Linked DNA regions of Homo sapiens: region 1 is linked to region 2. A link is an interaction called in ENCODE POLR2A ChIA-PET data of the cell type or tissue named here. Cell type or tissue: Panc1. All regions are shown on one strand. Each heading gives the region's core, and the rest is flanking DNA. Links, peaks and the distances in the headings are about the cores only. Region 1 overlaps MAP2 (microtubule associated protein 2). Region 2 has its middle 65 kb from the start of MAP2.

Region 1 (17,007 bases), core at 8,236-12,235, 220 kb before region 2:
GAAATTTTAAAAGCAATAGGATAAAAAATACATCAAAATGTTTTAAAAGTGTTAACAATAATCTCTGGATTGTGTAATTATGAGTGACTATTATTTCCTTCCTTACACCCTTCTAAATTTTACAAATTTTACAAAATGTGGATTTATTGTTTTTATAACAAAATAATTATTGAAATAAATAATACTCCCAGCAACATTTTCTTTATTCTCATTCTTCAGTTTTTCTGGAAAATTTGAGTTTTAACTTTGTTTTCTATAACCTTCCCTGTCCTCTTCTTTCTTTGCTTTTTTTTTTTTAATTCTTCATTCAACTTTAATTCTTGTCCCTTATTTTGCATCTTAAATGCAGGTACTGCCAAGAGATTCCCTCTGGTCCTCTTCTTATCCTTCTTGTTAATAACACCCACGCCCTCCCTCCCTAAACTTCCCTTCTCAGCTTTGGATCTGCATGTTCTGCAATCTACGAGCCCAGTCCACCCACATATCCAGCCTCATGTCCTAAACATACCTCTTCATTTTTTATTCGTGTTCTCACTCATTCATTTAGCATTTATTGGCTGTCTGCTATGTACTAGGCATTTTGCTAGCGACTAGAGATACAATAAAAATAAAAGAAGGACTCTTTCCTCGTGTAGCTCTCAGCTACTTTCTCCCTTTGCTTTTTTCAGTTATCAGATTCAAATTTCAGAGTCACCTTTGAGTCCTTCTGCTGTTCATTCCTCCTACCAATCAAGCAATTGTTCTACTCTGTATATGAACTTGAGCTCAGAAGCATCTTTCATTATCATGACCTCTTTTTCATGCCCACAGTCAATACCCTCTTTGGACTTTTGTTTTTCCCCTGGGATTATTCTATGACAGCTTCTGAAGTGATGCTTTCTTCAACATGCTCTCACACACAGTTCTGATTTATCTCACACAGAGCTATAAAACAAATAATCTGAAAACACAGTTTGGTCATAGTAGTCTCCTGCTCAAACTAGTCAATAGCTTCCCACTGAATAAGAAACAAACCTCCTTGACTGGCATTCAAAGCCATCTCCCAATGTATTAAGTTGAACTGAATGAAATTTTCTAATTTTATAATTCAAAAAAGATGAATATTAGCCATTTCGTATGATACAACTTTATCTTCTAAGAGTCCTGTTTTTCTGCTTTATACTCTAGAATATGAATGAGATCAGTCTGTGCTTTCCCAGCATGTTCACTTCCTTTGATTCCTTTGCTAATGTTTGTTCTTTCTGGAGCTCCTCCATACGTTGTCTCCCCCTTGAATACTTCTATTCATCCCCAAGTTCCGCCTCAGAAAACTCATACTCTATGAAGTATTTCCTGTTGAGTCCCATTCCAATGATTAGAATTCATGCCCTGTAATGAAGTCCCTTAATAAATTATCCATAATATGTTATATATACACCATGGAATACTACACAGCCATAAAAAGAATGAAATCATGTCCTTTGCAGCAACATGGATACAGCTGGATCCATTATCTTAAGCAAATTAATGCAGGAACAGAAAACCAAATACCGCATATTCTCACTTATAAGTGGGAGCTAAACACTCGGTAATTGTGGACATAAAGATGGCAACAATAGACACTGGGGACTACTAAAGCGCAGAGGGAAGGAAGGAGGAGTTGAAAATGAACTATTGAGTACTATCCTCAGTACCTGGGTGACAGGATCATTCATACCCCAAACCTCAGCATCATACAATATACCCAGGTAACAAACCTTCATGTACTCTCTGAATCTAAAATAAAATCTGAAAAAAAAAAAATCATTTATGTCTCTCTTACGGTACCAGTGAGCCTTGGTACTACTTCCTCATCTTATTTTGCTGACTCCAACTGAGCTCCGGAAATGTTCTCCTGTAAATACTCCTTTGCAAGTAGAGAATCTTAATACATATTTGTGTAATTGTTAGTATCTTCAGTGATTTTTCCAAGTTAGTTGTCCTTGAGGTTGAATTGGTATTTTTACTCTGCCCATGGCCCTGTTGCCTGCTTGTTTCTTTATTTTGGTCACTTGAACATTCTTCTGCCATTATTTCACTTTAAAAAGAAAAAAAAAACCCAAACCTTGCAAGTTATAACATCAGTTATGCTATTTAGCACTTGGATTCTCTAATTTTCTTATATAGATTATGCAATTCAAAATAACATTTCACTATAATTACATGGAAAATGCTTTATGAATACATTTATTTTAAAACTTCCTAATTTATCTTTGACATTCATCCTTGAAGAATAAAGTCCTTCAAGTTAAATATAAAAATTAAAATACAATAGAGCTTGAATATTAGTTAAGTATTTGAGGACATATTCACTTCTACCATAGATAAATAGATAGATAGGATAGACAGATAGATAGATAGATAGATAGATAGATAGATAGATAGACAGACAGACAGATGGATAGATAGATAGATAGAGATATTTTGATTTATACTTGCAGATAAATCAAGATATTTGCAAGCATACTGTTTTAACCTTATTGCATGGAACATCAAGACAATGACTAGGTACCAAAAATCTGCTAGAAAAAAATGTGGTAAAATTTAGTGTTTAATATGAAGGACTTTGAGGCCAGACTTGGGTTTGCCCAACTGTAGTCTCAATTCATTTATCTGTAAAATGGAGACCACACTTATCTCCCAGGATTACAGGGAGAGCTAAAGGAGATAATATATGTTAAGGACTTAGGATACTGTCCGTCACATTGTTAATAACAAAAAATTATACTTTTAATAATGAAAATAAATGACAGCAAGAAAGAATAACATTCTCTAAAGCCATGTGATTCTAGAAGTTTCTTGATAGATTCCTTAAATATACAGAAAATATTCTATCTATCTATCTATCTATCTATCTATCTATCTATCTATCTATCATCTATCTATCTATCTATCCTTAAATGCTTTGTTGCTCATTATGGACTGGTAAGTATGACATCATTTCTCATATTACATTTATAGAAAGGGGATGGGGGGAAAGGCCTCCTCCCCTTTGCTGCAGCAAAATCTTGGCCAAAGACATGAAAAGCAATAAACAATGTCAAGCCTGGGAGTAGTATTTAGGAAGCGTCCATAAGCAAAGCTCAGGCTGCAGTTTGGCATATTTCCCCCAGCTGATGAAAGTGAAAGGGGACATTTCAAGAATTCTTTCCGTTTTAATCTAAAACCAGAAAAATCCTATTCCGTACAGCCTAAAGAAATTTCTATACATGGTTTGTCACTTTTATATCCAGTGTAATGATCTAATTATTATTTATTAGAAACATGTAATGAATATTTTGGGTAACTAAAAAAAAAATGACCAGATGTCTGTTTCACAGTGTATAATTTTAAGAAAGGCAAGAACAAAAAAGTAATAGGGGAAAATGCTGACAAATTCATTTATTTGTGAAATAATTAAATAAATATTTATTGAATTCCTACTGTGACCCAGGCACTATACTATGTGTTAAAAATGTAAGTGAAAAAAATGAGTGAAATCAGTAAAGGAATTAACTCACCACAATATTGACTAGAAAAACCATGATATAGGTCCCAGAATTTGACTCTAGTAGTCAAATTCTGTTCTGCTTTAATCACCCAACCTACTATTTTAATAAACTCATTTTTTATTATATGCATTTTGTCAGCATACCGCTAGATGAATTTTTAACTGGTCCTCCAAAATTTAGATGCCAGAGGCCTGTTGGTGAGATTGTATGCCCCTTCTCCAATATCCAGACAAATCATAACAGAACTTATTAGTTCCTATTGACAACGCATTGGAGTCATTTTTTAGCAGTTAAATAATTTCACCCTTTTCCAATTCATACACATATCCTAAAGTTCAAAATTAATATAATGAGTTGCTGAATGAGTCTGAAGATTAGGAAATAGATCTTCATGTGAAATATATGCTCTCTGGATTTAATCAGATGGGCAAATACCAAATAGATTTTTTTTCCACCAAACATAAATATTTTCACTTACTTTGAGTGAAATCTAAAAAGAGAGAATGGTCTCAAGAGTTTTACAATATCTAGGTGAAATAATCCTGTTTGGGGGATTTCATACACGATTCCACTGAGTAATTTCTGAAGAAGAAGTGCAATATAATTTTATGTGTCTCAAGACTAGTATTAGCTTTTGTTCAATATCTGAAATAATGCAATTTCCTTTCTCAGACCACACTAATTTATTTTAACGAATTCATTCTCCTGTTCAAAAATCTTTATGTGATGCTGCCTACACTCTAGAAGGCTGAGGACAGTGTCATCTACCCCTTCCCTCTCTCTCTCACAATAATTACCCACAGCAGCAAGGCTCTTAAGAAGTGCTTGTGGAATGAATAAATTAAGGTTCTCATGATTATACATTGCAGATATTAACAAAGGACAATGTATTACTCTCCTTCACCTGCTACAAATATTCACACTCACAGGTGTACACTCACATACTTATAATATTTCAGTGTCAGTAGTTGGACATTATTTTCAGGTATATTTTTCAAAAATTAAATTTATTGTGTAAAATGCTTCGGACTGACAGTCTTGAGAGGAAATATTATACATAGATCCCAAGGAAAGGCTTAAAAGGTATTACTGATTTTCTTCTCAGCAGGGCAGAAAATGTCTTCCATTTTTTAAAGGCAAATTACAAATATAGGTTTTATTGATATTAACAGGTATTAAAGTTAAAGACGGTCTTAAAGAAAAGGTAATATCCATAATTGCCATCTCAAATCAATATATATCCTGATGCTGAATTTCAAAATTAATGTTTTTCATGTAAGGCATGAGGCCCAGGATCAAGTGGATTCAAGTGCATTCATGGCAAGATGAAGGATTACTTTCTTATGCTGTCAATTCCAAATAAAGCAAATGTAAAATAACTTCTTTTAAGAACTAACAACCTCGGCCTTTAAATATGTCCATTTTAAAGACTGAAATGTCAATAAAGAAGTTACAATATTTTATTTGTAAAGCCAACAATACTGAGTCATTCCTGGGCTTTCGTCTCTAGCACCCATTCTACCTGGGAAGGGCAAGGCATTTCATTTAACCATTTTAATAAATCACTTAGCAGGATTTGTTCAGATAAAATCATTACTTAGCATATTTCTCTTAAATTCAAATTAATGAATTTTCATTTAGATGGAGAATTTTGGACTTTAAAAAAAACATTACAATGATAAAATCTCCAAATAAGCCAAACATGTTGATATTTGTTAATAACTTGCAACATAGGCAAAAGACACAATTCTTTAGTCATCCTCTAATCAAAACAACCTTAGATAATAGAAGTATCTGCATAGAAAATGGTATATGCAATAGACAATGATCAACTTAAGCTTAAGGATAAAAGACCAATCATAGATAAATTAATTTAAATAAAAACATTCCAATTCTCCCCTGATTTTCCCTCATTAAAACATCCAAACAAAACATGTGGTACCTTTTAATTTTCTGAATGAGTAGCTCCCAATCAATGCTTCCTCGGTTAGAGACAAGCTGAAGAATCTACCGAAACAAAACAAAAGAAACATATATATATATATATATGGATTTGTTAACTAAATATCAAAAATTATAACTCACCAGTAAGCAAATGCATTCTTTATACTCAAATAATAAATCTATGCCTGGAGGTCTGTAGCACAAAAAAAATGCAGTACTTGAATATTTAGGAAGCTCAATAATGAATTTTAAAAGATCTTTACTCTGAGATTACATAAAGCACATCCTATGAAAAACGAATTGAAAATGAAACGAAATAAAATTAAAAGCCCCAAACCATTACCAGCGCATATGCAGCAATACCACTCAAGTCTAGCCTTTGAGAACTGCTGCAGAATCCTTCTCCGGGAGCATTATCCCCACAGGCTGGCTCTCTGGCTCTCTAGCTCCAGACAGACGCAGTCTGCAAGCCACCAGCTCGTGTCTGTGTGTGCCGGGGAAAGGGAAGCTGCAAATTAGAAGTCCCCGCAGTGGCGAACAGGAAAATAAGGCGAGTGGGAGAGAGGGAGAGAGCTCACTAGTCTCAGAATTTTCGAGAATGATGACAAGCCACTCAGCTCCGCCATCATTCACTGACAATAGGATGCAGCCCTCACTTACGATTTAGCGGTTTGCCATAGGGGCTTCTGGTACCAAATGCCTGACAGGCATTTTAATTGCCTCCATCCAAGTGTGTCCCCAGGAGTCGAGTCTATCAGCCTATGAATGTCATCATCTGGTCTCCTTTGTGTTAATGCCAGACACACACACACACACGCACGCACGCACGCACACACACACACCGCTTAAATAGAGAAACAGTTTTCAGGCATATAGGATTACAAACAAGTTAAGCTACACAAACTGGACATGACTAAATACTAGTTTATGGGAATTTTTATTATCTGCATTAAGGACATCAGAGATTTGTTGATGTTTTGTCATTGGCAGATAATTACAATATTTTTAACTATCGCATATTGCTTATTTATATTCCAAAATAAATATCTTCATTAAAGAAATGCATATATTTATGTATATTTTCCTACAGAAAATTCAATACCCTTTTAACAGTTATAATTATGCACTTGGCCATGTTTTCCTTACAAGAGAAAAAGAAAAAAAAAAAACAGAGAATTAGAAAACCAGGGCCGATATGTGATTTCTGGGGGCAATCTATTTACATACAAAAGCAAAAGGAGGTGGCAACCAGCTTGGTCCTGGGGCTTTTCAGTCCCTGAGGGCCCAGGCAGAGAATTCAATCTTTGGCATAATCTGTATCCCCTCCATGTTAGCAACTGAAATTAGCAGTTGAATATCCCTATTTTACAGTGCCCTTGTGTAGGGAGGTTAAGTGTGGAATAATTTCCTGCATTTATTTCCTGGGGAAAAGGGAAGGAGAAAAATGTCAATAAATAAGTTAATTTTTACAGCATTGTTAGCAACCTGAACCAGTGAATGGAGCAAAATTCGATGAGAACCAAAAAGGCCAGCTGTGAAGAAGGTTGCTGGGAAGAAGCATCACCATGGTTACTGGAAACAGAAAGTCAAGAAAAAAAAAATATGATGGCAGAGAAGAGAGAATGAGACTACAGGGAAGGAAATTGAGAGACAGATGATATGTTTCTTTTTTTTTTTTTCCTTCTTGAAAGAATCGCCTCCATCAGTTTTATACTGTATTTTGAATTAAGATAAATTTGCATTCTCCTTGAGCCACCTTTCTGCCCCATTTTTTAATCACTAGCTAATTTTGCTTTCATAAATATTCAAACTACAGTTCTTTTGTATGAGATCAATTCTGCTACCCCTTGCCTCTATCCAAATACTGGCTTCATGGAACCACTTAGCCTAGTCCACATCCTTTGTTTCATAGGTGAGAAAGCTGAGGCCCAAAGAATATGACCAAGGTCACAAAACCCAGGCACCCGCAGCGTTTCCTGATTCAATCCTCTGCCTTTCTTCTCTCACCAAGTGACTTTCTTTCCCTGCTCTCTTTTGTTCTGTTTGCAAGCAATACAGATTCCAGAAACATCCTTTGTCTTTGATTTTTTAAACCTTCTTGTATTTGCTACAGCAGTGATGTATGTCCCTCTTTAAAATGCATTGCAATCATTCTGAAGACTTTTGCAAATATCTGTGCTGGATTGTATTTGAGGTCTGAGGAATCTGGGGTAATTATGTCACTGCTTTTCTTTCATTTCCAGTCTGGCAATCAGATAAATCAAGCATGATTGCCCTTTTGTGAACCTATCTTGTTGAGCCTGAACTTCATCATTACATACTAGGCACTCTTATCATTACTGGCCTCATTATTTCTGCAAGCATAAAACTGGGTAATCAAATTGAGTCGGTCTCCCAAGGCACCTTCTAGGTATAGACAAGTTAAACTTTCCTGGGTTACCAAAAACAATGAAGCTGGAAAATGGAAAGCCCAGGTAAAATTAAAAATTACAATAATAATGATAATAATTCATTCCAAAACAACCACTGGAGGGCGCAAAATTTCTTAAAATCTTTCTAAACTACTCAGTAAATGTGGCTAGAATTTTGACCTTCATATTTTACTGTTTTTATTTTCTTTCCAAACTGTTCTTTCAATATTCAGTTTATATGATTCAATGCTTTTGGATTAACTCATCTATAGATAGGGTCATACTGCTTTTTTTGATGTCTAAAAGACAGTTGCTGCCACCATCATCATCCTCTCTCCCCAGTATGTAGCTATAAAATGAATAAATCACATTTTGAAAATGTATGACTACCACAGGTAATAATCACAAGAGATTTCAGGTTTTAGTGAATCCTACATACTGGTTAGAATTCTTCCCCCGACCCGCAAAAAAAAAAATGCCCCTTTAAATATAATCTCCCTGTTAAATGTCTATTTTTCTTCAGTGATTTTGGATAATGAGGTGATTTTTCAAAGTGAATGCTTTATTTTAATGTATTGTCTTCTGTTCACTTCTGAACATAAAAAATGATGCCTAAGACTTATGTCTGGGAACATGAATCATATTCTATCATGAAAGCACATAACAGGGTCCTGGTCAGTCTAAAAAAATAGCACAGCTTCCAAAAACATTTAATACTCTCTGGAGGTCATTTAATATTTAGGGATACCTAGTTCAGTACATGAGAATGAGTTGGTACACTCTTTTTCTTTTCTTTTTTTCCCAATTGTTTCCAACATGGAGTAAGTACCATATGTGAAACATAATTACTGCCCTTAGGTATGTCATATTCTAAGAATACAAGACAACCGACAATTGAGATACTTCTGTGAATTTTTAGATTTTTCATATTTATGCCCAAAAGCCTAAACTGATGCTTGCCTTACCCTTCTTCTGTCTGACAGTATTTTAGACCTTGGATTACCACCATTCATCCATTCAATCAATTGTGATGGCACACATACATATTTTTCAGACTCTTTACAGGTTCTGGGAATGGAAAAAAAGTGGGAAACAGGATTTCCTTTTCAAGACACTTCATTTAATAAATTAGTTAACAGAAGGCCAGGCATGGTGGTTCATGCCTGTAATCTCAGCACTTTGGGAGGCTGAGGTGGGTGGATCACCTGAGGTCAGGAGTTTGAAACCAGCCTGGCCATAGTGAAACCCCATCTCTACTAAAAAAAAAAATACAAAAATTAGCTGGGTGTGGTGGTGCATGCCTGTAGTCCCAGCTACTTGGGAAGCTGAGGCAGGAGAATCTCTTGAACCCAAGAGGTGGAGGTTGCAGTGAGCCGAGATCGCACCACTGCACTCCAGCCTGGGCGACAGAGCAAGACTTCGTCTCTCAAAATAATAAATAAATAAATAAATTAGCAGAAACCTAACTTCACACTTCCTTTTCTCACTTTGATGAGATACTATGACTCCACCCCTCTGTCATATCTGCTTCATTGTAGATGCCTGATCTTTAAGAATCTGATTTAGCTATACTCCCAAATTTAGTTAATTCACCCCTGTGCCTCTTCTGAAATAACTTTGATTTCATTCCCTAAATATATTGGTCTGCGTATTTGTGTATGACTACCTAAACTCTCCAGGAATGAATAATGGAGACTTATCTTCCTTACCTCCTTAAAGCCTTTGCTCATAGATCATCTTCCAACCAGGGCTTTCCTAACTACCATAATGAAAGTTGCAACCATGCCCTTTCCATGGCTTTTCATTCCCTGCTGCATTTTACTTTTTTCCATAGCACTTATCATAGCATAAACTTTTCTTATTTACTTCTAACTTCACCCCGCTAGTTCCACGAGGGCAGTCATTTTTACATGTTTGGGACACTGGTATCCAAAGCACCTAAAACAGTGCCTGGAGCGTACTGGCACTCAAACATGTTTTTTAAATGACTGAATATGAAAAATCACACTAGTGGATGAATTGGAATGTCTAAACACAAGAGAAGTTTTTGTATTCCATATTGTCTTCCCTATTCTATATATTCAGTCTTTCTTAAAAATATTGCCTTTTATTTGTAAGCGACTCCTTGCCACATATATATGTATTTTTTTTTTTTTTTTTTTTTTTTTTGAGATGGAGTCTCACTGTTGCCCAGGCTGGAGTGCAGTGGCGCGATCTCGGCTCACTGCAAGCTCCACCTCCCGGGTTCACGCCATTCTCCTGCCTCAGCCTCCCGAGTAGCTGGGACTACAGGCACCCGCCATCACGCCCGGCTAGTTTTCTGAATTTTTAGTAGAGACGGGGTTTCACTGTGTTAGCCAGGATGGTCTCGATCTTCTGACCTCGTGATCCGCCCGCCTTGGCCTCCCAAAGTGCTGGGATTACATGCATGAGCCAGCGCACCCGGCCTTCCTTGCCATATATTTTGTAATCAATATGTTTTATAATTTCTATTATAGGATGTAAATTTATTTTAAATAGAGACTTGTCTCCTACTCTCTTTGAATTCTGCAAAGTACCTAGCATGGGGCTATCAGCTTTTAAATGCTCAGAAAGAGTTTGTTTGATAAATCATGCCTTCTCTTGGTATTAAAATGTGCTAAATTATAATTTTTAGATTTTTAAAATAAAATTTGACAAATTAATGCTGCCTCATGGCCAAAATATTTTGGAATGACCTTTGTAGAGATATGACTACACTTACTAAAATTTGTACTTTCAAAAATTTATAATAGAAATAATACTTATGCTTTCCCCTAGTATTCTTGAGTTTGTTATTCTAAATCAAATAGGCAGATGTGTAAGTATTTTACAAATTATCATGATATCCAAAATCACTGAACACTGTTTTGCCTTATTTACTATAGATGACATTTTCTCTTCCAACAAAGTTGGTCCACACAAAAATATATTTTGGTCAAAAAAGACAAAAAGTGTCATAATCAGCACATTAGTCTTAGATATACAAAATGATAAAATTATATTACTTTTTACCTACAAAATGCCAATTTCAAATGGTTCAACCTAATACCTAGAGAAGCTATACATGGATGCGGGATTGGGTAGCGTGAGTTGTACAAAATGACTCCCATGTTTATTGCAGCATTATTCACAATAGCTAAGATATGTAAACAATCTAAGTGTCTGTAGATGGATGAATGGATAAAGAAACCATAATCTCTGTGTCTGTGTGTGTGTGTGTGTGTGTGTGTGTGTATCTATACTATGCAGCTCTAAAAAAGAACAGGATCTTGCCATTTGCCACAATGTAGATTAGCCCGGAGGACATTATGCTAAGTGTAGTACATTAGACACAGAAAGAAAAACATTGCATGATCTCACTTATTTGTGAGATATAAATAACAATAATAATAAAAATTCAATGATACAGACAGTGAACAAAACTGTGGTTACCAGTGACAGGGCTGGGGGACAGTTTGGCAGTGGCAGGGAATGAGGAGATGTAGGTTAGAGTATACCAAATAGCATCATGTAGAATGAGCAAGTCTAGAGATCGAATGTACCATGAGAATCATAGGTAATAACATTGTACTGTACAAAAACCAAATAAACATCACATGGTACCCCATAAATGTATACAATTATGATTTGTCAGTCAAAAATATTAATAATAAAACTTTTAAAAAATGTGGTATATTCATAGAATATTGTTTGGCAATAAAAAAGTGAAGTGCTGACATGTCACAACACAAATGAACCTAAAAGCCATTATACTCAGTGAAAGAAGGTGGTTACAAAAGGCCATATATTTTATAATTCCATTTATATGAAATACCTAGGATAGTCAAATCCATAAAAATGGAAAGTATATTAATGGCTGCCAGAGGCTTGGGGCAGAGGGTAATGGAGAGTGACAACTAATGCGTAGGGCCTTCTTTCTGGGGTAATGAAAATGTTCTGAAATTAAGTAATGGTTATGAGTGCATAACTCTATGAATATATTAAAAACCACTGAATTGCTGAATTGTATACGAGTGAATTTCATGCCACATGAATTATATCTCAATAACTCAGTAAAAAATAAAGTAATAAGGGGCTGGGCACAGCGGCTCATGCCTGTAATCCTAGCACTTTGGGAGGCTGAGGTGGGTGGATCACCTGAGGTCAGGAGTTCGAAACCAGCCTGGCCAACATGGGGAAACCCTGTCTCTACTAAAAATACAAAAATTAGCTGGGTGTGGTGGCTCACACCTGTAATCCCAGCTACTCAGGAGGCTAAGGCAGGAGAATTGCTTGAACCCAGGAGGCGGAGGTTGTGGTGAGCCGAGATCGTGCCACTGCACTCCAGCCTGGGCAATAGAGTAAGACTCCTCAAAAAAAAAAAAAAAACAGAAAAAGAAAAATAAAGAAAAGAAAAAAAAAGAAAGATAAAAAAGTAATAAAAAGGTCCCAGTCTCTAGGCAGCAAGTCTTTGAATTCCATGGCCACTAATTAAAATATGACAAGTTTATAATTCAATCCATGGCACCTTCCAGATTATTACAAATTGTTAGAAGCATGGCTCCAAAAGCTATTCATTTTTTTGAGGCCATGAGACTCTGATTCATGTGGGAATCTGAAAATCTTCTAGAAGTGTTTCTTGAATTCTTTAACAAATTCAATTGCAGATCTGCAGATCTCCATTTTTAAAAATTTCTTTTACATGGACAAATGGATTAACATGGTATTATAAATGAAAGATATGTGCTCTAGTGGATCCCTGATTTATGTGATAAAGAACAACTGGTCAGGAGTTGAAAGACAATCACTAAGCATCTAAAGGATAAATATATGTAAATCACTCTCATGGCTGTCTTTTGTTTTTCATAGAAAACTATAAAAAGTATTAACTATACACCATCAACGAAGCTGAGTTACTAGTTATAAAAACATCTGTATGTTGAGAAACTCATGCAAATAATTCTGACAGCAAACAATGGACAAATTTATTACTGAGGAACAAAATTTCTCCTGAAAAAGTAGAATCCTTGAATCACTTGACTCCTGCCACAAGTTTTGTTATGATTAAAAAATGGACTAGATTTGTTAGCTTGTTGTCTATTTGATATTTCATTTAAGTTTACTAGGTATTCTATGCCACTGAGCTCTGGGCTATTAACTTACTTAAAATTTGAAAATAATATTGATATTATACAAGCCCAAAGTCCTATAACTATCTGCCTTACTTTATATGTATTTTAACTATGCCTTATACATAAAACCCAGTAAGAAATATTTAAACAAAATATTTAGTATCTCCACTGAACTTGGATGAAAAACAAATTACAAAATAAAGTATATTTATAAAAAGCAAAGAGCATATTGAGATACGCGTTGCATGTGGTCATCTTTGACATAGTCACTGTGATATTAATTAGAGTTGTACTGCAATGAGAAGGATGAATTTATTCCAACCAAGTAGGGTGAAGAGTAAGACAAGATAACTAGAAATCACTTTCCAATTGCTCTTGAATCAGGCTTTAATACTTCTGAGTTATGATGAACAGAGTTTAGCTTGACTATTTCATTTAGAATCTTAGTATGATGATTTTTTTAAAAAATCACTTATATTCTTATCCAAATGTATGTACATAATACATTTCAAATTATTTTTGGATTATGCACCATCTTGAACCTCCGAGATATTCATATTTCACTGACAAATTTTGCACAATTCTAAAAGTAATAAATTCTCGTTTTTCTTTATTCCATCAGTGCTTTTATTTCACTTATCAAGGTAAAGCCAATGGGATGGTATAAATGGAGAGAGAGAAAGAAAGACAGGTTATTCTTATTGTCAGCATTCAAAGTCTGACTGCAATTTAATAAAAACACTTGCTTAAAAGCCATATTTAGATTTCATATGACATTACCACCTAAGCTCATGAAATAACTATACTCAAAGTTCTAGTCTTCTCACATACTTTTACTAAAGTAAAATAAACCAAACTTCTTTTTAAAAACAATGTCACATGAACTATAATTATGAAAAATAATTGCTACTTCAATTCCTGAAGTCATAATCTCATTACACTTTAAGAACTATGTTGGGAATTAAAAGCTCTCAAGAGGTTGAAAGGAAAACTATAATAGTTGAACAACTAAGACTCTCATACATTGCTGGTGAGAGCTTAAATTAATACAACCACTTTGGAAAACTGTTTGGCAATATCTAGTGAAAGTAAATACTAAACTAAATATATGGAATAATATATGAACTTCCAGAGCAGATAAAACTAATATTCAGAGAAAGAAATCGGAATACTGTTTACCTCTGTAGAAAGTAGTATGAGAGACTGTATTGACTTGGAAGATGTACAATGTCTTCTTGACCTGAGTGGCAGTGACATGGGGTAGAGGGCACTCTATTAATGTAATGTACCTTCATAATAAAAATTGTAATAAATATTATGGTGCCATTGTTTTAGAAGTTCTTCATTCATAAGTTTTAGGATCTATAGTGAATATTATGCAAAAGGGTTCTTGTATAAGCATATATTTTACACACATACCATGTAACCATGGCTGTGTAAATAAAGACTATATGATTATGTGTATATTAAATAAACAAATTGTAAGGGCACATTCTCCTTAGTAGGGAGAGTATGTTTTACATTGGCTTTTAGTAAATAAATGGCAACTGTAAAGTAAAAGCACATGAAATGAGAAATGGAAGTAAAATTTGTATTTTAGGAATATGGCAACAAGTGAAAGTATTTGTGTGAAGCAGCCCTTACAGAACTACGCTATTATGACAAAAGAATGGACAGCTAAGATGCTTCCCGTATCATCCTTTTCACAAAAATCCATTACCCATTGAGGCCTATCGTAATCGTAAGTTTATTTCAGGAATCACTGATTTCTTCTCTTCCAACCCAAATCTTACATTTCCTTTTAGGTTCATTTAAAATTGTGCCTTTTTCATAATGGCTTCCAAAATTCCCACAAGCACATAATGTCATAAAGCTCTTTCCTTTCTCAGAATCGCCAACATATAAATCAAAAAACAAAAACCATCATTATACTATAATGCCTGTTATTAGATACGGGCTTGGTCCATTTTTCAGTAATTTACATTCAGTTATTTATTCTAATATTTGCGAATTTGAAAAGCATATGACATGATTCTGATAAAATGATTAAGAACCTATAAAGTGCCAGTCTTTTTGAGTACATTATTTTATTCAACAATTCTGAGAGTCATGTGCCTCCATTTTACAGTTGAGGAAATAGGCCTAATTAGGTTTAGTAAAGTGCCCAGGGGAACACAGCTGGTAAGTGGTAGAGCAGAAATTCAATCCCTGGACTTCTCAGCTAATTAGTTTGTAATTCAGCCTAACACTTAGAAGGTATCAGAAGAGGAAGAGATAAACATAGAACTAAGAATTTTCCATTTACACTTACAAGATAGCAGAAAGGGAAGAGATAAATTAAACACAGAATTAAGAATTTTCTATTTTTCCAGGAGAGGGAGTTTAGACAGACTACTTGTTATGTAAGTAGGCTGTGCATAAAACAGATAAGATTAAAAATATAGATTTTTACTGTCAGAATTATTTCAGATTCCATCAGTTCATATTTAAATAATATATATGTATAAACAAGCATTCCTGGAGGTGAGGAAAACATCTTAATTTTAATTACTATCTATCTGGTTTAATCTTGGCAGAGGATATAGAATATATGAGTGCAATATAGGCTCATGGGTTTTTAAAGAACTTTGCTGTTTGACAATTTGGGCTTATTATGATTGTTTTGAAACATCTTGTTGAAATTAACTCCTATCTTAGAAGTACAGATGATAATAGTAAAGTACGTATCTTAACACAATCACTACCCTTATTTTATTCTATCAAGTTAGAAATCATCAAACATCATGGTGAATCTTAAACGTTACATGAGAAAACACCATATCATGTTATGTAATCTATGTCCATTAAAAAAGTTAACACATTTTTAATAGTTAAATTTTGGTGTGGACACTTTTTCATTTCAGACAATTCTATTCTTTCCATGAAGTTTTCCCTCAGATATTGCCTTCTCAAGCAGGCTTCACCTGACCATCCTATTCAATACTGCAATCTGTAATTCCTACTCCCAATCCCCCTTACTCCATTTTGCTATCATCTTCTAATGTGCCACATAATTAATTTACTTGTTATGTTTATCCTTTATTGTCTTTCCCCATTCACTTGTAAGCTTCATGAAGGCAAGACTCTGCCTGTTTTGTTCATGAATGTATCCCAAATACCTAGAACTAGGTCTGGTATATAACTGGTGCACAATAAATATTCAATAAATATTCATTCATGCATGCATGAACACTGAAACACTGAAATTAAAACATTAAAGCTCATATAAGAAGCATAAATTACCTTCCTAAAAGTCTTAGGGCTAAAAGTTTCAGAAATCATGAGATAAAACATGTAGTGTAAGTGTTTCATTTATTTTGGGTCTTGGTTAGCTATTTGAATATACAAATTTTAGATTTTTCATCTTTGGCACATTTATAGGGAGTTTGAGTAACCCCTCTTCCTTTACTTCAAGTTTTAAAAAGTATTTACTTATTTTTTTATTTCTACAAAAATTATTCTAGCAGTTTTTCTTATCTACTTGTGAATCCTTAGTTATAACTAGTAAATTTATTTTTATCTTACATATAACCTAAGTGTTAAGACAAACCGTATTCACTGTAGGTACAACTACCCTATAGGCAAACAATATTTGCAAGAGAAATGGGCAAACCATGAAGGAAAATTAAGAGAATTAGTGCGGAAGATTTTTTACTAAATAAAATTTTTATTTAGCAGCCAACCAGTCAAGCAGAACCATCTTCTAGAGTCATTAATTTCTTGGCTGATCTTCTTGAAAGCAGGAAATGAACCTTCATTTAATCAAATTCTCCACAAGTGGGGCCATTACAATTTCATGAAAGACTGAAATCAAATCAAATGCTACAAAATCAAATGCTACATTTCATGACAGTAGATCTAAATACCTGATTTGTTTTTGAAAACTACTAAAAGGAGCTATTTTGTTGACTGCTTTCTAAGCACTGAAGATTAATATATCTCAATATTTTAAACCTCTCTTGTTCCTTCAGT
Region 2 (17,007 bases), core at 7,966-11,965:
GTGCTAAACAAAATAATGTAAAAGCTCTTTATTTATTTATCTATTTTTTTGAGATGGAGTCTCACTCTATCTCCCAGGCTGGAGTGCAGGTATGTGATCTCAGCTCACTGCAACCTCTGCTGCCTGGGTTCAAGCAATTTTCCTGCCTCAGCCTCCCAAGTAGCTGAGATTACATGCGCCTGCCACCACACGCTGCTAATCTTTGTATTTTTAGTAGAGACAGGGTTTCACCATTTTGGCCAGGCTGGTTTTGAACGCCTAACGTCATGATCCATCCGCCACAGCCTCCCAAAGTGCTAGGATTACAGGTGTGAGCCACCGCGCCTGGAACAACTTTTCTTGTTATATTTGGCTTAAAATATTTCAATAGCCATTTAATTTACATCCCAGTTTCTAACCTCTTCCATCTTCAAAGTAATTTTATATATTACTCCTAAAGTATTTTTTCTAAATTACAAATTAATTCACATTTCTCTCATGCTTAAAATTATTTATTAAATTTCTGTTGCATACAGAAAATAGTCCAAGCTCATTGTTTTGGTTTTTGTAAGATGACCTCTGTTTATCTCTGCAAATCACTCCTCACCCCGCCCATTTCTTCTAATAAAGAACGAACTACTTCAAAATATGCTCTGCCATATTCACAAAGTTATGCCTTTAAACATGCTATGACTTCTCCCTGGAATGTCCTCGTCCTCATGTCTACCAAGTAAACACCTTTGTCTTTCAATTCCCAGTTCAGATATCACCTATCACCTCTTTGCTTAAACTCAGTAAAGTTAACCTATTTGTGTGTGTGTGTGTGTGTGTGTGTGTGTGTGTATGTGTGTAATACGTATCTTTAATACAAAATGTATTAATTTTTAAAAATTTTTAATATTTTAAAATAAGCATTTATTGGTTTAATAAATGCATACAATAGGATAAAAAAATCAATGAGAAACTTTCTTCCAAAGATAAAAAAGAGGACGGGCGCCGCGGCTCACGCCTGTAATCCCAGCACTTTGGGAGGCAGAGGCAGGAGGTCGGGAGTTCAAGACCAGCCTGACCAACATGGAGAAACCTCGTCTCTACTAAAAATACAAAATTAGCCGGGCGTGGTGGCGCATGCCTGTAATCCCAGGTACTTGGGAGACTGAGGCAGGAAAATCACTTGAACCCAGGAGGCAGAGGCTGCAGTGAGCCAAGGTCGTGCCACTGCACTCCAGCCTGGGCAACAAGAGCGTAACTCCATCTCAATAAATAAATACATACATAAATAAATTAGAATAAAAATAAAATACAACCAAATCAGGAATACAAGGTATCTTCTTTTAAACTGTGTAATATAATAGCTGAAGTTGGATGAAAATATTGTTTTAAGCTTCTCATAGAAGACATTTTTGAGATTCAGTATATCCAAGGGATATGCCTGTATCAAAATATGCCATGCACCCCATAAATATATATACCCACTATGTACCCACAAAAATAAAAAATAAAATAGCAAGTGCAATTAGAAAAAAAGCCAGATGCTTAAGAACTATATAAATTTCCATTGTTCTGAAAGAAATTTTCCCCAACAATCTTCATAATAAGCTATTTCCTGATATAATGATCAATTGCATTCAGGATTGATATTCAGCTAGTATGCATTAGTACAGGCATCCTGGTTGTTAAAATGTTGAAATATCATACCTTCTTACTGATTGGTAAATAGCCACCGCTTTGAATGCTTTCTCTTTACCCATTTCTGCTGTGGACCCTCTCTCAGAAGTCTCTGCTAATCTTTATCCTCTCCCTCCAGGAGCCAGTGATGAAAACTGGTGCAGCAGGGGTGGGGGAATCTTCAATACCTGCTGCAATACTCTGGGGCTGTTTCTCCTGATTGGTCAGTACCAGTGCCTCCTTACTTGTTAAATACAGCATGTGGCCTATTATCCCTGATTATTATTTTTTTTTTAATAAGACATGGTCTCATTCTGTTGTGCAGGCTGGAGTGCAGTGGTGATCATAGCTCACTGCAGCCTTGAACTCCTGGGCTCAAGTCATCCTCCTGCTTCAGCCTCCCTAGTAGCTGGGACTACTGTTGCATACAGAAAATCGTCCAAGCTCATTGTTTTGGTTTTCGTAAGATGACCTTTGTTTATCGCTGCAAATCTTGTGCCACCACATCCAGCTAATTATTAAATTTTTTTTGTAGAGACAGGGTCTCTCTATGTTGCCCAGACTGCTCTTGAGCTCCTGGCTTCAAGTGATCCTTTCACCCTGTCCTCCCAAAGTGCTGGGATTATAGGTGTGAACCACTGTGCGCAGCCTCTTCCCCATTTAAAACAATATACTTCTTGGAACTTAACATACTTCATTCCTGGCTTTACATATCCACTTGGGTTTCTGACAGGAACCTCAAACTTCACATCATAAATGAAGTGTTTTAAAAAGCTGAATGAGTAGTTAAATGTTGAGTAGTTAAGTATTGAGTTTTATGTATTCTCCCTAGTAGCTTTCTCAACCCAAGCTGATGGTCTTATGTCGAAGTATTATATAATTTATTAAAAGCAAATTTAGGAAGACCAAAGAATTTATACTTCTAGATAAACAGAATAACCACTTATTATTCTGGCAATGTCCCAAATAAGATTATTTGTCACAGTAAAAATTTTAATGAGAATTAGCAACAAAATGTTTCAGATTTAAATTTGGCGACAAGAGCAGCTGTTTTGTGTTGCTAACTAAGGACAGAACAGGCGTTGATAATATGCAGGTTGAGGAGACAGATCAAAACTTTGAGTGAAATTGGAGATGCCAATCAGGACAGTTATCTGGACAGATGGCCACTTCCTCTCAGTACTGAGGTAGCAGAGGATTTTTCTTCAGAAAATAGTTCTGGGTCCATGCCAAATTTGAAAGAAAGAAAAAAAAGAGCACCCAAGTGCATTTGTACACCAGAAATCGTGACCGTGCTATGCCATTATGAGGAATTAACAAAGCATGTTTAACTAACTCTCTTGATGATCATATTTTTTGAATTTTAAATCAACTTTATTAAGACATCATCTAAATACAATAAAAAAGAGCTCATTTTAAGTGTACAGTTCAGAAAGTTCTGATAAATGTAGTTGCCCATGGAGTCCATCTACCGTCAAGGTATGTAATATATTCATCACATCCAAATAGTTACTCCATAGTCAATTTCTTTCTGGTCAATAACCGCACCCCCTCCCAGTACCATAAGCCCCAGGCAACCACTTATATGGTATCTATCATTATAGATTAGTTCTGCTTATTCTATAATTTCTTATTAATAGAATTGGTCAATAATTACTTTTTGGTGTTTGTCTCATTTTCTCAGCATAATATTTATGATATTCATCCATATTATAGTCTATTTTTTATTAGTGAATAGTATTCCATTGTATAACTGTAACAGTATATTTATTCTTTTTACTGTTAATAGGCAGTAGAGTGATTCATGGACATTAGAGTTTGATTCATGTTAGTAATGTTGCTATAGAAATTTATTTGTTTATAAAAATTTGTGTGAGCATACCTAAATTAAATGTTTTAGATTTTATTTTAACTTTTTTTAGACTTATAGAAAAACTGCAATAATTCCAATTTACTCCTTACCCAAATTCCCCTAGTGTTAGCATCTTACATAACTATGGTACATTTATCAAAACTAAGAATTTTATATGGATGTACTACTACTGATTATAGACTTTATTTGAAGTTCCCCAGTTTCGCCACTAATGTCTTTTTTGATCCAGAACTCAGTCCTGGGTACCACATTTCATTTAGTTGTCATGTCTCTTTAGTCTCCTCTGATCTATGACAGTTTCTTAGCCTTTTCTCACCTTTTATTACCTTGACACATTAAAGAATAGTGGTCAAGTATTTAGTAGAATGTCCCTCAATTGGGTTTACCTGATTTTTTAAATGGTTAGCATGAGGATATTAATTTTGTGAAAAAATATAATGGAAGTGATGTGTCCTTTTTAGTGATAACAAGCCAAGATGATAAATATCTGCAGTAAAGCTATGCACTAATTGTCAATCATAAAGCGTTTTGTGATATATATATCAGAGATACATGATATATAGCAGTATATCTTAGGACAGGTGATGTTAATCTTGATCCCTTGGTTAAGGTGGTGCCTGCCAGGTTTCTTAATAAAAATGAAGTAATTATTTTTAGCTTTTTAAACTCTAGTCATTAGCAATGAGCCACTAAGTCCCAAATAAGATTATTTGTCACAGTCAAAATTTTAATGAGAATTAGCAACAAAGTGTTTAAGATTTTAATTTAGTGACAGGAGCAGCTGTTTTGTGTTGCTAAAGACAGATCCGCAGGCATTGATAACATGCAGGTTGAGGAGAGGGATCAAAACTTTCAGTGAAACTAGAGGAGCCAATCACTTGGTTAAGGTGGCGCCTGCCAGGTTTCTTAATAAAAATGAAGTCATTATTTTTCTCTTTTTAAATGCAAGTCATTCGCAATGAGCTTTTTTGTTTTTAGCCTCCTAGTATCAAGTCAAAACCCTGTACCCCTCTTACTTTTGGCAGCTTCTTTCTTTCCTAATACCACCATTGCTAATCACAAGTCTACTGGTTACTAACTCTGTGGTATTGGACAAATTTCAATTACCATTGCACTTACTCCAAAACAAGGATGAATGTCTAGCAAGGATTAAAAGGTAAACATGAAATCATAATTCGTCTTTAGTGGGAAGATATAACATCCTCTTTCATAATGACAAATTTTGGTATTCTGGTAGTAATCTGTTCTGGTTATTGTGTTCGCTTTAATTCTCACAAGTATTTTGCATGAGAAACCATTAAAGAAATATGAGATACTTATATCCATCTTTATTTGGAATCTATAATTAGAAATTACTTTATGCTAGAGAAATACAGATATAATAAAAATATAATACATGACAAAAATTCCATATTCTTTTACTAAGTACCCAAGGAACTTGGAGAAATTATGTTTTAGGAAATCAGGAAGTAATCTGTATTAACCTAGATATAATAATTTGGAATTATAGAGCAAAATTAATATAACTATATATAAGATTTTTGGAACTAATAATATTTGTTCTTTAGCAATGGCACTTGACAATGTTTAAATAGCTAACAATTAAAAATGAAATTTAATTTGCCCAAGAAAATCTTATTTGCCCAAAAGGATTAGCATAATTTCTGGTATCTGAGAAATTTTCATAATGTAAAATTTTAAAAGATAAGATTATTAAATAATAAGAAACTGATTTTTCTCAATTTCCATAAAAATGTCATATGGCAAAATTTATGTGCATCAGTACAACTTTGTAGACTCTTAAATAGCACAAATTTATACCAGGTATAGAATATCGTATCTCTGAATTGAGGCAAAATTACTGCCTTCCACAAGAAAGAGATAACACATTTGTATTTTCACTAACATGTCGCAGTAACCAAAGCTTAGGTTTCTATGGAAGCAGGAACATTAATCTGCTAGGTACTGAATAGTAAACCAATTGCCTTATTGTGTTATAGCCGAGATGACAAATATCTGCAGTAAAGCTATGCATTAATTGTCAATCATAAAACATTTTGTGAATAAGCATTTTGGTCAATGTACTAATCTATATCCTAGGGAATACAAAAATCAATAAGACACTCCATTTGTCTACACATAGAATTGCAATACAAGCTTGAAATTGGTGGGGGCCTAATTAACATTTTTGAAAGGCTGCAAGTAAAAGGCAATTTTAAAACTGTATTACACTTCAGTGAAATTAGCAACAAACACAAGCTTAGTGGCCTATTAGGAAAAGGACTTACCCTTGATCTAAGATGCCATTTTTGAATCAAATCATAGACATTTCAATATCAGCACATTGGTGGGCGGGGATGCGACTTAGAAAACATTACAGTAAATACACACAAACACTTTGTTCTCTATCTAATAACAACATGATTTTTTCATATTATCCTAAACCATCTCCTTGTTTAACATCACAAAGTTTATATTTTCTTCATAGTTAAAGTATGTATAAAGATTTTTTTAAATTTACCTCGGCCACTGGGAAGTATGCATATTTAGCATCGCTGGCACATATTGCTTTTCATAACATGATTTTAACCACTAGTACCTTTAGGATTGTTCACAGAATATCCAAGCACAGCAAATAATACAGAGTATTTTTTTGCATTTCTTATTTAGCAGAATCTATCATTTTGTTTTTCCTCTAATTTACTTTAGCATTTCTTGAAGTTAAACAGCTTTTCTGAGAGTTAGCCAGAAGCTTTTGACAGGTACTTTTTAATAACTTAAAATGGTGAGAAAGTTTTTGATTTGTTCTGAGATAATTGTCAATTTTAACTGCCTCAGATTTCTCAGTGTCAAAACAAAGTTGAGTTTTGTCTATTTGTAGGCTTATTTCTGAGCTGTACTTCTGAATTGGTTCTGTAATACAATTGACTATTGCTTTACAAGACGTCTAAATATGGTAATTCTTCCAGTAATGAATATTTACTTCATTTATAGTCAATATATTTGATAAATCTAGGTTCATTTTTCTGCATATGGAAAACTTTTTATTTCAAAGATAGCATATGTGAGTTAATAAATGTCAGAAAAATAAAACAAGAAAGAGGAAGACTTTCTATTGTTCCCTTATACAAAGTCCATTACACACACATATTTTTAAGGAATGATGTGGCTAAGCTTATGCAAAGACAGGTAAATTTGTTGTTCCAGCCAAATGAGTGCATGCATCCAGATGGGGACCCTAAATTATATGAGCAGACTTGGCAACAGTGTTCTGAATAGCTACCTGCACTGGACTGGGGTGCTCATTCTCACAAAAAGAAACTCCATAGAATCTAAATCACTTCCACTAAATCTATAGCCAAAAACCTCAGAAGAAAGACTTGTTGCCTTTGAAGAGGCCATTTCTATTTTTAAGCCTTATTGCTTTTTAAATTATAAAAGCAATAATCTTCATTATAATAAATTCCTACAACACAGAATAAAACGTTAAAAACTCTCATTCCTTTCTTATCAGTCTCTTACCTCAAGGAGGATCACAGTTGGGCATCTTTTAAGGTATTAGTGTATGCAAACATTCTCAATGTGTACACATTCTCACATACATTATGGATTATATCATGTATGTCCATCAGGCTTATTACGTAAAGATCTACCTCATTTTTTGATATTGTTGCAGAATATTTAATTACACAGACATACCATTATTTATTTTACAATTCCCCTATTGTAGATTGTATAGACTGATTCATTTTCTATTTCCTATAACAAACCATGCTGTCATAAAGACTTCTATATAGAAATCTTTGCAAATATGTATTATATTACTATAGGATTCTTAGAGGTAAAGTTTGCTACAAAGAATTGCACATTTACTATTTTGATAAATAATGCCCAAATTGTTTACAAAAACAAGATCGTGTGTATTGATAATCCTTACCAATGTATGCATGATTTTGTATACCTTCACAGATTCCAGTTATTATTAATATATTTATTCTGATTGTATTTATGCATTTAGATATTTAATTACCTGAAATTTATTTCTTATATGGTGTAAGGTGGGACTCAGAATAGTTTTTATTTTCCCAAGTGAACGTCAAGGCCCAGAATTATTTATGCATTGTTAGTCCTTTTTCCAGCAATTGTATTCTCAAATATAGTTTATGTGTTATTAGTGTTCTTAAATGCAAACAGCAAAATCTGCTTCGGCTAGTCTCTACATTAAAGGAATTTGTTTGTGGATGTTAGATAGCTCACAGAATCATTGAGTTGCTGAAGAACAGATTAGAACCAAGCTTCCAGTACACTTTCTGAACCACCATGCACCACAAGCCCAAATAGCAGCCACAACCAACTCAGAACAATGCTGTATCAGCCACACTCAAGTCACCAAAAATAGAAACCTGTTTATTCACATAGGTCAGGTCTGACACAAAGTTTCATGTAGGTTTATTTTATTGTAGGACACTGGCTCATATGCTTGTCCTATAGCTACAATGAAGACTAAAAATACCATATTTCATTAAATCTAAGATGTTATCAATTGTAAGACGCACAATATCTTATGTACCACTAATAAAAATAAAACATTGATCATTTAACTCTGAGACAATGCTTTCAATTAGAATTTTTATTTTCTAATTATTGAAAAGGAGAATATTTGGGTTTATTCAGACAGATTTTTATTACATATTCTTCGGCATATCCAAAAAGGAAATTATAGGCAAAATGATCTGGCTAAGCTTTTCTAAAAGTGGATAGTCCTAGTTTCAAACACAGAAACAGAGGCAATGAAATATTCCCTAAGGAACTTTCTAGGAACATATATAGAAACTTTAAGAGTGACTAGGAGCACTTCATCCAAAGTCACACACTTGAAAATAGGATTCTATCCAAGTAGGGGAAAGAACAGAAAAGTTCCTGGCTGTCTATACCCACTTTTCCAGTCATTCTGTTAGAAATGGCTTATATTGTGTCAATATTCCGTTAAGGGGCAATAACAAAAATTGCTCTCTTCAGACTATGGAAAGAGCTTTATTCAGAATATGGAAAGAAATAATAATTTGGGGATACATCCAGGAGTCTAAATTAGGGCACCACTCATAAGAGGGCTGCCCCTTTTGACTCAGACAACCTTCTAATACAGAAAGTACAGAATTTCACATTTGTAAGCTCTTGGTGAAAAGATTGCGTGAGAAAAAAAGAGCCTTTTATAGATACTAAAAGGTCTACTGAATACAGCATGTGTATGAAAATGGAAAGAAAATGCTCAAGAAGGAAATTGATCAAGTAAATATCCATGAATACCTCTGGGCTGATACTGAGATGGGGGAAAGATGGAGAAGGTTTGATGAGAAACTTTCCTTTTTATTTATTTAATTTGTGTTTGGATTTTTTTTTTTTGCAATGAAAAAGAATCATAATCCGTTCTGTAGCTAAAATATTAATTAACCTTTCTTTAAGGATGTAGATTAGTATTATCAGTGTGTCAGCTGGGGCCTTCCTGCCCCATGAAATCTAGGTATGCTTACCATAAAATGCCAATTCCATGGCTTAAGGAATTGTAATGACTAGATTTCAGGAATATACGCTTCCATAATCTCATGTGCTTCTTTCTCTCCTTATGTGTGATCTGTATTACACTAGGGGGGCTGAGATGAATAGCTCAGTAACTCCTAGGTTCCCTCTGAAGATCCATTCATATAAAAACTGTGAGGACAACACAAAGCTTTATGAAGAGTTCATATGGGAAGTAAGGGAGGAGTGGACATCACCCAATCTAAAAATGCTTATGTATGGTTATGTTTTCCAGGATGCTTTTAGTTGCTCTTCTACTCCAATTTTCACTCTCTCCATATAGCTTCAAGGCTCCTTAAATTCTTTCTCCCTTTCAAATTCCCAATTACCATACTTCTATTGGCCTTTGTTATTTAGCTCCTACTGCCAATTTCCATACGTAAACATTTCAAGGTGTTTTGCAAAACGAAGCAATGAATTTACAGTGATGTTATTCTTAAAGGTGCCAATTATTATTATCTGTAAAGTTATTACTTCTTCCTTTGAAAGAATATATATATACAAATATATATATATTTGTATTTCTTAAACCTTTTCTGATTCAAGGCCCATTACCTCTAGTGTACTTGCAATTTTCTTGTTTGGTGCTTTCCACCTAACCCATAGAGTATCATTTATCCCCTTCCCCAAGGTTTTAACTACACTGGCCTCTACTCCAGCTGGTTCATGAAGGAGCTTTGCTCCTTGTATATTTCAGTATCCAGGCTGATTCATGCTTCCGTGAACTCTCATTCTCCAGTTGCCTCTACTCTTAAAGCGACTGTTCAGTTTTGTTCTGTGGGGAATGCCAAAGCCATTTTCCTCTCTTCTTTATCTCAAATTATCTTCATTTGCTATGATAATTTATGCAATCACCCAGGGCCCTTAGATATGGTGTGCATCCATAAAATATTCTGCACCAAATTGCCTCTGCAGTGACCTACCACAACCAAACCAAATTTTTCAAACTTAATTCAGTAACAACTGCTTGTATGGTTCATTGCAATTGTCTGTGATTTTAAAGTACATGCAGGGGACTATTCAGAAAAGCATAATCTACAATTATTTTAAAAATCCTGATATAAAACTGAATAAAACCAAATGTCAACCAATATAAACATCATCTGCAATTTAAAAAAACTGAAATTGAATAAAACCAAATGTCAATCAATACTGGAATGAATATATATATATATGATACAGTAGAATATTGTACAGTGGAATTTGTACAGTGGAATTTTTACAGTGGAGGAATAAATGATTGTGAACTATATGCAGAGAACTGAATGAATATTGAGTATAATATTGAGTGGAAAAATAAGATGTACATGGTTACTCATTGTATAATTTCATTTATATAAAGTTCAAAAGCATCCAAGTTCAGAAAAACCAAAAACTTAGTACAAATATATGTGGTAGTGTTGCAGGAAAGGGGTCCCAATCTAGACCCCAACAGAGGATTCTTGGATCTAATGCAAGAAAGAATTTAGGGCAACTCCACAGGGTCAAGTGAAAGCAAATTTATTAGAAAAGTAAAGGAATAAAAGAATGGCTACTCCCTAGGCAGAGCAGCCCCAAGGTCTGCTGGTTGCCCATTTTTATAGTTATTTCTTGTTGATGTGCTAAACAAGGGGTGGGTTATTCATGCCTCCCCTTTTTAGACCATATAGAGTAACTTCCTGACATTGCCTTGGCATTTGTAAACTGTCATGGTGCTGGTGGGAGTGTAGCAATGAGGATGACCAGAGGTCACTCTCATGGCCATCTTGGTTTTGGTGTTTTGGCCGGCTTCTTCACTGCAGCCTGTTTCATCAGCAAGGTCTTTATGACCTGTATTTTGTGTCAACCTCCTATGTCATCTTGTGACTTAGAATGCCTTAACCGTCTGGTAATGTAGCCCGGTAGGTCTTAGCCTCATTTTACCTAACTCTTATTCAAGATGGAGTTGCTCTGGTTCACATGCCTCTGACAGTAGGACTGTAAATAAAAATAGGGGGACAATAAATCCTCAATTGTTTATCTCTAAAGGGATGTAAGTGGATAGGATTGGGGGAGGAATACTCAGGGATAAGCTCAGCTGTCACCGGACATCAAAGGCATTCGTAATAATTTTCTTCTTAAACTTGTTGGTAGTCATGTTTTTGTATCTTCATTCTTTATGCCTTACATAAAGTTATACCTACTTCATATACATTCATATGTCTCAATATATACTACAATATGCTATGTTAATATAATTGTGAAATTGGTTTTAATGTTTGTATTAGTCAGTTCATACACTGCTAATAAAGACATATTAAAGACTCGGTAATTTATAAAGAAAAAGAGGTTTAATGAATTCACAGTTCCACGTGACTAGGGAGGCTTCTCAATCATGGCAGAAGGCAAAGGAGGAGAAAGACACGTCTTACATGGCAGCAGGCAAGAGGGTGTGTGCAGGGGAGCTCCCCTTTATAAAACCATCAGATCATCAGACTTATTCACTATCACGAGAACTCATGGGAAATACTTGCCTCCATGATTGAATTACCTCCCACTGGGTCCCTCCCACAATACTTGGGAATTATGGGAGCTACAGTTCAAGATGAGATTTGGGTGGGGACACAGCCAAACCATATCAATGTTTGAAACATTTTGTTTGGAATGTGTTTGGGGAATAGGTTCACTATGTCCCACGGATAAATAAAGTGACAGGAGAGAGGTACAAAATACTGGAGCAGGAAACCAATTTTACTGATATTTTCAGTGAAATAATCTGTTTTTTGTTTTGTAATTTTAGAAAGAGAAACTCTTGTTAGTTAACTATGCCAGTTGCAGACTAATACAAGAGACTAATGAGGTAAGGTATATTGATGCTGAGAAATTTCCAAGAGATTAGGCACACATAGATGAGAACACTGCATGAAAGGAGCCACTTGAAATACACTGGGGACTGGATTCCAGAAATAGGATGAATGGCACAAGATAAAGGCAGTGGAGTTTCATCCTGGACATTTCTGTGAAGCAGCAAGATTTTTACAATATCTTCCTCAATTTTCCAGGAGAGTCAAGTCTGACAATTAAGAACAAGTGTTTGAGGAGAAACTGGCAATCAATTAAAGAGGCTGAAAACAACTGTGCAACCTTCAAACAAGCTCTCAGATTGTATCTCTCAGGAGAGGCACCTTCACACCAACACATGTGTCCATGATTTTCCAGTGGGCTCAATCATTACCAACTAAATGCCAACCCCCAGAAAGGACACCTCACTTTTACACACTTCTGTTGGCCAAGGCAAGTCAAATAGCAATACCTAACATTAAGAGAGCAGGGCTGGGTGCAGCGGCTCACGCCTGTAATCCTAGTACTTTGGGAGGCCAAGGCGGGTGGATTGCCTGAGTTCAGGAGTTCGATATCAGCCTGGGGAACATGGTGAAACCTCATCTCTACTAAAAATACAAAAAATTAGCTGGGCGTAGCAGCGTGCACCTGTAATCCCAGTTACTTGGGAGGCTGAGAGAGGAGAATCGCTTGAATCCGGGAGGCAGAGGTTGCGGTGAGCTGAGATCGCACCATTGCATTCCAGCCTGGGTGACAAAGCCAGACTCCATCTCAAAACAAAACAAAACAAAACAAAAAAAACAGGTCAGCAAAATTCTTCAAAAGTAAAAAGTATTTGCACAGGCACACACAGCAGTAATGTCTACAACCCAGACCAGGTACCAAAAAGCACTTCATTGGCCGGGCGCGGTGGCTCACACCTGTAATCCCAGCACTTTGGGAGGCCAAGATGGGCAGATCACGAGGTCAGGAAATTGAGACCATCCTGGCTAACATGGTGAAACCCCATCTCTAATAAAAATACAAAAAAATTAGCTGGGCGTGGTGGCAGGCGCCTGTAGTCCCAGCTACTTGGGAGGCTGAGGGAGGAGAATGGTGTGAACCTGAGAGGCGGAGCTTGTAGTGAGCCAAGATCACGCCCCTGCACTCCAGCCTGGGTGACAGAGCAAGACTCCATCTCAAAAAAAAAAAAAAAAAAAAAAGCACTTCATTTTACATTGCAGTTTACCAACTTATAAATGTTTCTGCAAGAAAACAAAAACGATCAAAATATCCAAAAAACCAATCAGTTCCAAATTTTTTAAAAAATTATTATTATACTTTATGATTCAGGGTACATGTGCACAACGTGCAGGTTTGTTACATATGTATACATGTGCCATGTTGGTGTGCTGCACCCATTAACTCGTCATTTAGCATTAGGTATATCTCCTAATGCTATTCCTCCCCCCTCCCCCTACCCCACACCAGTCCCGGGTGTGTGATGTTCCCCTTCCTGTGTCCATGTGTTCTCATTGTTCAATTCCCACCTATGAGTGAGAACATGCGGTGTTTGGTTTTTTACTGGGTGTATACCCAAGGATTATAAATCATGCTGCTATAAAGACACATGCACACATGTTTATTGCGGCACTATTCACAATAGCAAAGACTTGGAACCAACCCAAATGTCCAACAATGATAGACTGGATTAAGAAAATGTGGCACATATATACCATGGAATACTATGCAGCCATAAAAAATTATGAGTTCATGTTCTTTGTAGGGACATGGATGAAGCTGGAAACCATCATTCTCAGCAAACTATCGCAAGTTCCAAATTTTAAAATAGCTATTGTAAACTCAGATAATGTTAAAAAAATCCTTTACATATGTATACATGTGCCATGCTGGTGTGCTGCACCCATTAATTCGTCATTTAGCATTAGGTATATCTCCTAATGCTATCCCTCCCCCCTCCCCCCACTCCACAACAGTCCCCAGAGTGTGATGTTCCCCTTCCTGTGTCCATGTGTTCTCATTGTTCAGTTCCCACCTATGAGTGAGAATATGTGGTGTTTGGTTTTTTGTTCTTGTGATAGTTTACTGAGAATGATGCTTTCCAATTTCATCCATGTCCTACAAAGGACATGAACTCATCATTTTTTATGGCTGCCTAGTATTCCATGGTGTATATGTGCCACATTTTCTTAATCCAGTCTATCATTGGTGAACACTTGGGTTGGTTCCAAGTCTTTGCTGTTGTGAATAGTGCCGCAATAAACATACGTGTGCATGTGTCTTTATAGCAGCATGATTTATAGTCCTTTGGGTATGTACCCAGTAATGGGATGGCTGGGTCAAATGGTATTTCTAGTTCTAGATCCCTGAGGAATCGCCACACTGACTTCCACAATGGTTGAACTAGTTTACAGTCCCACCAACAGTGTCAAAGTGTTCCTATTTCTCCACATCCTCTCCAGCACCTGTTGTTTCCTGACTTTTTAATGATTGCCATTCTAACTGGTGTGAGATGGTATCTCATTGTGGTTTTGATATGCATTTCTCTGATGGCCAGTGATGGTGAGCATTTTTTCATGTGTTGTTTGGCAGCACACCAGCATGGCACATGTATACATATGTAACTAACCTGCACATTGTGCTCATGTACCCTAAAACTTAAAGTATAATAATAATTAAAAAAAAAGAACTCCAATTGTACTAAATACTTTTGTGCATTTTTCTGTATCTGTCACTAATTTTTGGATCCTTTGTACCTGTTTATTTCTTATTTTACTTCAAATCATTTTCTTTCCTCTCTTTGATGTATTTTACAAAATATTTTAAGTCTAATTTATGTTTCTATTAATTTTCTCCATGGTAAATGATTTTCAGCATTTTCTCATGTAGTTATTGTTCTTTGTATATCTTCCTTTGTGACTTGTCTTTTGCCCTTTTTAAAAAAATGTGTTGTCTTTTTATTAAAGTTTAATAATCTTTAAAAAAATGTGTTGACTGGATCAACTACTAAATCAATGTACAGAATATACATTTCTGAAATGAAAGCTCCTCTATTATGGAAACCCCTGTGCACATTTCACAATGTAGAATATTTTAATTGTTCAATGATATAAAGAATTTAAGTGAATCATTTAAAATAATGAATAATAAAATGTGTTTGATTATTTTCTAAAAAAAAAATCCTTTATAATATGTCTGCCTCCATCCACTTATTAGAATAAACGAAATTAATCTAAGCCCAATTGGAAAAGAAAAAAAAATTACTCATTATATGAGCATTCATCACCCAGCTCCCAGGGAGTTTATGGTCTCACGCAGCATATAGCAAAACACAGCTTTTGGCCATTAGAGAGCTTCCCCAATGGAGGAAAAGATAAACCTCCCATATATCATTTCAACAGACTCTTTGTAGGTCACAGCCTGCTTGGTTAAAAAAATAAGGAAAATATGTTAGGAAAGAGAAAAATGTGTGGGAAATCGCAGAATATTATTTAAAGCAGAAGAGCAGCAGATTAATTTTGAACAGTTTTGACTGAATTATTTCTCCATTTATCTGTAGTTAGAAATGTTAATCAGCTTTTAAAAATTAAACAGCTGTCAATCTTGTAAAAGGAAAATTGTGGCTTTTCTACAGCTGTGAGAAAAAAATTACGGGAACATTTAGCTGAAAGAGATGTTAGCTTCCATTTTACACTTTTTCTTTAAAAATTCCACCTTAGACCGGGCTAGGTCAGATATATTTGCATAATTTTTCTCTATTTTTTACTAGCTATTTGATTTCTCTAACCCATAAATGCCCATGGCTATGTTGGTGAAAAAATCCCATTACCAGTGATTTTCAAAAGATTTATATATTTAAGCATAGTTGTAAAAAAATTATATTCCTGGATGTCATCTCTAAACATAGTGACTCATAGACTCTCATGTAGGATCTAGCAACTCCCATTTTAAACCAGAGCCCTGGTGGTTCTGCAGTCAGAGGTCTAACTATCACCCTTTGAGAAACACTATTACAAAGTGATCAACTGTCTAGATCGATCAATTCAAGTATTTTTTTTTTTTTGCAACCTCCTTTGGATTTTCTTTAAGCTATGTGCAAAGAAGGAAAGGCAATGATGGTTAAACAATGTAAAGTTAGGAACAGCTGCCCATTTAACACTGCTACTGATCATTTACATGCACTTTTTGAATTGAACCCTGCTTAAGGTTAATAGTCAAAGCACTTACAGAAAGACACACAAGGTTTGGAAGTAAAAACGGATCAAGTAGTTTTACAGACTCTTAAAACTGGAAGGGATCTGAAAAGGGGTGACCTAACTCTTTATTTTTTAGGTAAGAAAACCAACATCCTAAGATGTTAAATGACTTAGTTGGACCAGTTGACCTTGAGCTGGGATTGGTATCTGTGTTTTTTTCCCTCCAGTACTTCATTCTTTTTTCTGCAGGAAATGCTGGTCATCTCTAAAGCTCAAGTTTCAGTCTGATATACCGTCAGTATTGAACAATATCTATTGATGGCCTTCCCTCTGTGAAGTTGTTCACAGTTTTTAGTATGCATGCAGTCACAGTTCTCTGCCATATTGAGAAAAGCCATGCAAAACAGGCACTCTTTCTATTGATCACCTTTTTGATATTTGTCACCTTTTCCCAGAAGTTGTCCCCATCCAGGTAGTAAACAGCAAGTCACATAAACGTTGGTCTCTAGGTACCCATTTATTAATTTATTCAGCTCAATAATAAATGAATTTTTTAATTTACTCAGTTATAATTTATTGAGCAGTTACTATGTGCTAGTATCATATAGGCACCAGGAATACTATGGTTATCAAAGGAAAAAAGAAAAAAAATATTCACCCTCATGTAGTGGAATAGAGTTTTACGGAGAACATTTAAAAGCCTGCAAGAGTAGGTGCATGAGTCACCTGCATTTTTATTTTTGTTAACTTTATTTAACATTTTCAGGCTCAAATCCACCACATACCAAAGGAAATATAAGACTGAAGAAAAAGAAAGACTGCACCATGGGATTGAGGTTTAACCTATGTTGTCATGATTGCTCCGTTTCACTTCTATCCCGTCTGGACTTTGTAGTCTATAGTCTTAATTCAAAT

The links. Peaks named below come from ENCODE experiments on the same cell type or tissue, not always from the same donor. Only the 100,000 strongest peaks of a DNase experiment are listed, where the experiment ranks them.
Region 1: POLR2A ChIA-PET joins it to region 2 with 8 read pairs; 2 of 35 experiments call an interaction of 5 or more read pairs at or near these places.

The regions. Positions count from the first base shown.
Region 1 is chr2:209,568,545-209,585,551 of GRCh38, reverse strand. MAP2 (microtubule associated protein 2) reads right to left here. Exons shown (of 16, transcript NM_001375505.1): 3 at 5,452-5,516. Among named protein-coding and RNA genes, the nearest start is that of MAP2, 150 kb to the right of the region's middle. In Panc1, for the core only: no CTCF peak of the experiment used is centred there; no DNase peak of the experiment used is centred there.
Region 2 is chr2:209,350,068-209,367,074 of GRCh38, reverse strand. No RefSeq gene overlaps it. Among named protein-coding and RNA genes, the nearest start is that of MAP2, 65 kb to the left of the region's middle. In Panc1, for the core only: no CTCF peak of the experiment used is centred there; no DNase peak of the experiment used is centred there; H3K27ac peaks cover 1,657 bases.